Linked DNA regions of Homo sapiens: region 1 is linked to region 2. The links are chromatin contacts, found by POLR2A ChIA-PET in ENCODE. All regions are on one chromosome and are shown on one strand. Each heading gives the region's core, a stretch centred on a gene start or an enhancer-like site at or near the end of the contact. The rest is flanking DNA. Distances are from core to core; before and after follow the strand shown.

The links. ChIA-PET counts read pairs that join two places held with the same protein, here RNA polymerase II (POLR2A).
Region 1: POLR2A ChIA-PET joins it to region 2 with 14 read pairs in activated CD4-positive, alpha-beta T cell. The contact joins the promoter of WAC here to the enhancer-like site in region 2. POLR2A ChIA-PET finds 5 or more read pairs at or near these places in 2 of 52 experiments (activated CD4-positive, alpha-beta T cell and endothelial cell of umbilical vein).

Annotation. Positions count from the first base shown.
Region 1 is chr10:28,531,642-28,534,563 of GRCh38, forward strand. It overlaps WAC (WW domain containing adaptor with coiled-coil), which reads left to right and starts at 1,477. Exons shown (of 14, transcript NM_016628.5): 1 at 1,477-1,979; 2 at 2,357-2,393. The coding sequence starts at 1,939. It overlaps WAC-AS1 (WAC antisense RNA 1), which reads right to left and starts at 713. Exons shown (of 3, transcript NR_033805.1): 1 at 94-713. RefSeq lists silencers at 731-1,150, 1,521-1,670, 1,881-1,960, 2,111-2,220, 2,231-2,480 and enhancers at 877-1,560, 1,181-1,370.
Region 2 is chr10:7,506,510-7,509,265 of GRCh38, forward strand. No RefSeq gene overlaps it. Among named protein-coding and RNA genes, the nearest start is that of LINC02642, 35 kb to the left of the region's middle. Within about 2 kb of position 1,427, at least 5 of the 41 ENCODE cell types and tissues checked have a DNase peak (open chromatin) inside an H3K27ac peak, as active enhancers do.

The DNA of each region.
Region 1 (2,922 bases), core at 227-2,726, about 21 Mb after region 2:
ACTAACGGTTGTTTGGTATACTTCACGTTTCTTCTCTCAATGTACCTGCAGCAGTACATAAAATCAAATTTGTAGCAATTTCACTTAACACACCTGAGAACTTTCACATGAATTTTCTTTCACCAATGGACTTCAGCGAGGAAGAAACAGAGGAGGGAAAAGTGAGAGATAAAGAGAGGGTGGGCAGGGCACCGCTGGGTATGGAAAACGTTAGAAAGGGATGGAAAACGTTAGAAAGGGGTGAAAAGCCGAGCGCAGTGGCTCACGCCTGTAATCCCAGCACTTTGGGAGGCCGAGGCGGGAGGATCGCTTCAGGCCAGGGGTTCGAGACCAGCCTGGGTAACACAGCGAGACCCTATCTCCGGAAAAACTTTTTTTAAAAAATTAGCCGGGTGTGGTGGTGCATGCCCGTGGTGCCAGCTACTTAGAGGGCTGAGGTGGGATGACCCGTAAGCCCCGGAGGTCGAGGCTGCAGTGAGCCGTGATCGCGTCACTGCACTCAGACTGGACGACAGCGCGAGACCTGTCTCAAAAAAAAATAACAAGGGGTAGGGTGGGGCAGTGAGATGGTTCAGCGTTGTTCCCAAGGAACTCATCTCCCTAAATTTCCAGTCTCAAGCGCCGCTTTCATTCCCTGCCCCGAGCGGCGCTCCCCGCTCCGTGCACGCATCTCCGCTGAGGGCCGCCCTGACGCACGGCCTTCTGCCTTGAACACAGAACCCCTCAGCCCTTCCTATTAGCCGTTTCTGGCCGGGACTGCACGCGCTCCTTCCTGCCTCGGGGCGCAGGGTGAGACTTACGTCTAAAGGGCGCCCGGCGAGCTCGCAGCAGCCCCTGCCCCGCGGAGGGCCGGTGGCGCGCGGCGTCCGGTGAGGGGCAGCGGCCCGGGCTCGGTTCCGGCTTCCAGCAGCGGCCCGAAGGCGCCGGAGCACGCTCCCCGCTCCCCAGAACGCAGCTTCCGCGGCTGCAGCCCAGGCAGCTCTTCGGGAAGCGTCCGCCCGTGGTCTCGCCAGGGGGTTTCCGACCTCCCCGCCCGACAGCGCAGGGGCGGGGGCCGCGGCCGGAGAGCTCGCCCGAGAGCACCCCCTCCCGCTGCGCCTCTGGGCGCACGCGCAGCCGCTGCAGCCTCCCTTATTTAGTCCGCGATGGCTTCCCTCGCGCCCCACCGTCCTCTTCCGGAAGGCGGCTCCCTCCCTGCGCAGCCCGGAGCCCCTGAGATCAGCCTCGAGCAGGCGCCCGAGCGAGACTATCCCTAAACGGGAACGGCGGTGGCCGACTCGCGAGTGAGGAAAAGAAGGAAAGGGCAGACTGGTCGCGAAGAGAAGATCCAGGCCTCAGAGGAGGAGAAAGGCCGGAGCCAGCCGAGGTTTGCCGAGGGCGGTGTTCCGGACCCGCGCGGTGCGGGGAGGAAGGCCGAGGGTGGGAGAGGAGGGGCCCGGCGGAAACTGCCGAGGTTTCCCGAAGGCGGCAGCGTCCGAGTTGCCCGGATGTAGTTGGTGGAGCGGCAGCGGCGGCACCAGCGGCGGCGGCGGCGGCGGGAGGAGGAGGAGGAGAAGAAGGACCAGGCGGCGGCAGCAGCGGCGGCGGCGGGGGGAGGAGGGGAGGAGGCGGCGGAGCAGGAGGAGGAGAAGGCGGAGGAGGCAGTCGCTCTCCGCGGGGCTGAGCCGGACGCGTCGTCTTGCCCCCCTCCCCCCGGTTCGCGGTGCCGCCGTGTAGTTGGCGCCGCTGCCCCGGCTGAGAGTGAGCGTGGTGTCGACGGAGGGAGATGGCCCGGGAGCGCCGGCGCCAGTAACTGGGAGCTGATGAGAGTCGCCGAGGGCGCGCCGGGCCCAGGTGCCGGGGCTGCCCGCCGCCCGCCGCCGCCGCCGCCTGCGCGCCCGCCCGCCTTTCGCGGCCGCTCTCCCCCCTCCCCGACACACACTCACAGGCCGGGCATTGATGGTAATGTATGCGAGGAAACAGCAGAGACTCAGTGATGGGTAAATTGTCTTTTCGTTTCGGGCCGGGCGGCGGCGGGGGGCGGCGGCGGGGGGGCTGTTCCTCCTTATCTGGAGCTGGCCGGGCCGCCATTTTTGTTGTTAACCCTGATCCGGATCGGGTTGGGGAGGAGGAGCGGCCGCGCGGGCGGGCGGGCGGGAACGCAGTGTGGCGGGGAGCGGGGGCCCGGCTTCGCGGCATTTCGCCCTCTCCGGCCCTTCCGGAGGCTCCGGGTTTGTGCCGTGTGCGTGCGGGGCTCGGCGCTGGGGCGCTCGGTAGGTCTCCCGCGGGGAGGGGCGGCGGGGGCCCCGTTTTCTTCCTCCCCGGCCCCCCACCCGCGCCGTGTCTTATGTCGCTGCCTTCTCTTCCTGTTTTTCAGCTGTCACGACCGGAGGGGGGACTCGCAGCCTTACCAGGTACCAGCCGAGGCCGGGGTGGAGGGATTGGAAGGGGCCGGAGGGGGAAGGGAGGGACTGCTACTCGAGCGCAGGCCTCAGAAGTCGATACAGGCCCTTCGGTGCAACACATCTGAAACTAGCACCGCGGATCCCCTTAAAATTCCAGGTTTGGTTCCTTTAGCGCTCTCCAGCAAGGTTTAGTGACTTATTTTGACAGGTGACTGGAGGGAGTTCGCTGATTTAGGAAAAAAGAATCATTTGCAGCCAGAAAGACCTGACTCGATTATTTGATTATTTGCGAGTGAAGGAATCGATGGGATGAGATGATAGGTGACTTACGAGGCTTATTTATTTATTTATTGTGTTGGGGGAACTGAAAAGTTAATGTAAAGGTATTAAAATTAAGTGAAGAACTTGGGTAAATAGCTAAATGACTTACAACTTTCAAGTCGGTTATAAAGTACTACCCTTTCCCCTTTTAATATTTTTGGTATACTTAATTGCCTTACAAGTAAAAGATATGTGTGCTTTTGTTTCTGTAAGAATT
Region 2 (2,756 bases), core at 177-2,676:
GACTTCCAGGTCTCTGGCTTAGGCAGATTAACTGGTGGTGCCATTTGCTGAGATATGGAACATGAAAAGAAGGACAGATTTGGGGAAGAGAAGGGATGAGTAGATATTGCACTTGTGCAGTTGAGGGGTCTGTGGGACATCCCACCAGAAGTAACTGGTCGGCAGCTGGAGCGAGAGTGTGGGGTTCATGAGAGAGCTGGGATGGTCCCTAAAGCTCTGGTATTGATGAGTTCTGAGTGTGTGTGGGATGAAAAGAGTTACTTATTAATAGATAGGCCCTGGAGGAGGTCAATATTTAACAGATGGACAGAGAGGCAGGAAGGCCTACATGGGTTACCAAACATGAGCATCTGGGGGGCTTAGGGGGCTAAAATCCCACGCAGGGGTATTATCTCTGAAACCAAGGGAAAATCATGTTTTGACAAGAAAAGTAAGTTGAACAAATTTGACTGAGAGGAAAGGTAAGACAAGGACTGAAAGTGATGAAGTGGTTGTTTATAACCTGGACAAGAGGCTCATGCCTGTAATCCCAGCACTTTGGGAGGTGGAGGCAGGCAGATCACCTGAGGTCAGGAATTCAAGACCAGCTTGGCCAATGTGGTGAAACCCAACTCTACTAAAAATACAAAAATTAGCTGGGAATGGTACCACGCACCTGTAATCCCAGCTACTCAGAAGGCTGAGGCAGGAGAATCGCTTGAATTTAGGATGCAGAGGTTGCAGTGAGCTGAGACTGCTCCACTGCACTCCAGCCTGGGCAACAGAGTGAGACTCCATCTCAAAACAAACAAACAAACAAAATAATAATAACCTGGGCAAGAGAAGTTTCATTGAGGTGGAGGGGCAGATGTTGGGGGATTTGGGATGGGGGCCAGATTGTGGCAGACTAAGAAGGATGTAGCAGGAGCAGCCCATGCAAATTGTGACTTCAAAGTGGAGCAGAGACTCCAGAAAGTAGATAGAAGATGAAGTTGGGTTGAGGGAGATTTAAAAAAAAAAAAAAATAGAGGCTGGGCACGGTGGCTCATGCCTGTAATCCCAGCACTTTGAGAGGCTAAGGCAGGAAGATCCTTTGAGCACAGGAGTTCGAGACCAGCCTGGGCAACATGGTAAAACCCCGTCTCTAAAAAAATACAAAAATTAGCTCGGTGTGGTGGTGCATGCGTGTGGTCCCAGCTACTCGGGAGGCTGAGGCAGGAGGATTGCTTGAGCCAAGGAGTTTGAGGCTGCAGTGAGTCAAGATGGCGCCACTGCACTCCAGCCTGGGCTACAGAATGAGACCCTGCCAAAAAAAAAAAAAAAAAAAAAAAGAACATTTTAACTTGAACATTTTAAAAGATAATGGAAAGATGCTGGGAGATGAAAGATGTGAAGTTCAGAAGAGAGGCCCTTCTCGATGAGGCAGAAGGTGCAGGTGGACGGCTTCCTCAGAGGGGGTGGGACACCTTGTCTGTCGTCACAGAAAGGAAGAAGGAAATAGGAGGGATGCAGCTGCAAGCCTGGGTGTTGTTCCGTGGCAGGAAGTCGAGGGGGCTCGGGGCCTTTATTTACTCTGGAAAATAGAAATCAAGACAGTCACCCAAGAGCAGGGAGGCTGTGGCCTGGCTGGAGCCCTGTGGCGGGAAGGAGAGGCCCAGGATGTGGCTGGAGGCCTGTGGAGGGAAGGAGAGGCCCAGGATGTGGCTGGAGGCCTGTGGAGGGAAGGAGAGGCCCAGGATGTGGCTGGAGGCCTGTGGGGGGAAGGAGAGGCCCAGGATGTGGCTGGAGGCCTGTGGTGGGAAGGAGAGGCCCAGGATGTAGCTGGAGGCCTGTGGAGGGAGAGAGGGGCCCGGGGCATGGCTGGGGGCCTGTGGAGGGAAAGAAGGGGCCCAGGGTGTGGCTGGAGCCCTGTGGAGGGGAAGAGGGGGCCGAGGCCTGGCTGGAGGCCTGTGGAGGGAGAGAGAGGCCCGGGGCATGGCTGGAGCCCTGTGGAGGGAGAGAGAGGCTTGGGGCATGGCTGGAGGCCTGTGGAGGGAGAGCAAGCTGAGCGTGGATGCAGGCACTGAGGAGGAAGCCTCCACCAGACTGCACAGCCAGGCTCTTCTGCAGCGCCCTTAGCCCTCCAGGCAGGAGCAGGTAGAAAGAAGGCTCCATCACGGGGTCCTGTGTGACAGGGAAACAAAGGGCCAGGGAGAGGTGCAGAGGGTAGTGGAAGTGGCTGATGATGGAAGCTATGCTGGAAGTGGAAGGAAACCAGGATAGGAAGGAACTCAGAAATAAGAAGAAAGCAAAGGTCTCAGAAGATGGCAGGTCCCACTGAAGCTGAAGAACCAACTGTGGAGGCTGGCGAGAGTGCAGCCAATAAGATCTGAGGGAAGAGACAAAGATCAGAAAAATGCATGTGAGAGTGGAGGGAGGGAGTAAAGGAAAGTGAGTGCCCAGAGGTGCAGACTGTCACGTCATGTGAGTTACTGGCCTTCATTTTGGATTTGCACTTCTCCATGGTCAAGGGGTTTATGTGGTTGAAATGTCTAGCCAACCACGACAAAATGCACAAGTTACTGCAGAAGAGAGGCTTATTTTTCTGGTCCTGGAGTTAAAGACTTTCTGCCGTGGCCTCCCAGTGAGAGACTCCAGGCCCCGTGGTGGACAGGGTCCCATCCACACTGCAACATTGAAGTCATAGCCAGGTGGTTTTTAAACAAATCTTTATTAAAGCTCCTCTATGTAGTTTAATCCATAGAAAAAATTCCTTTGAATTGATTTTCATTCGCCTT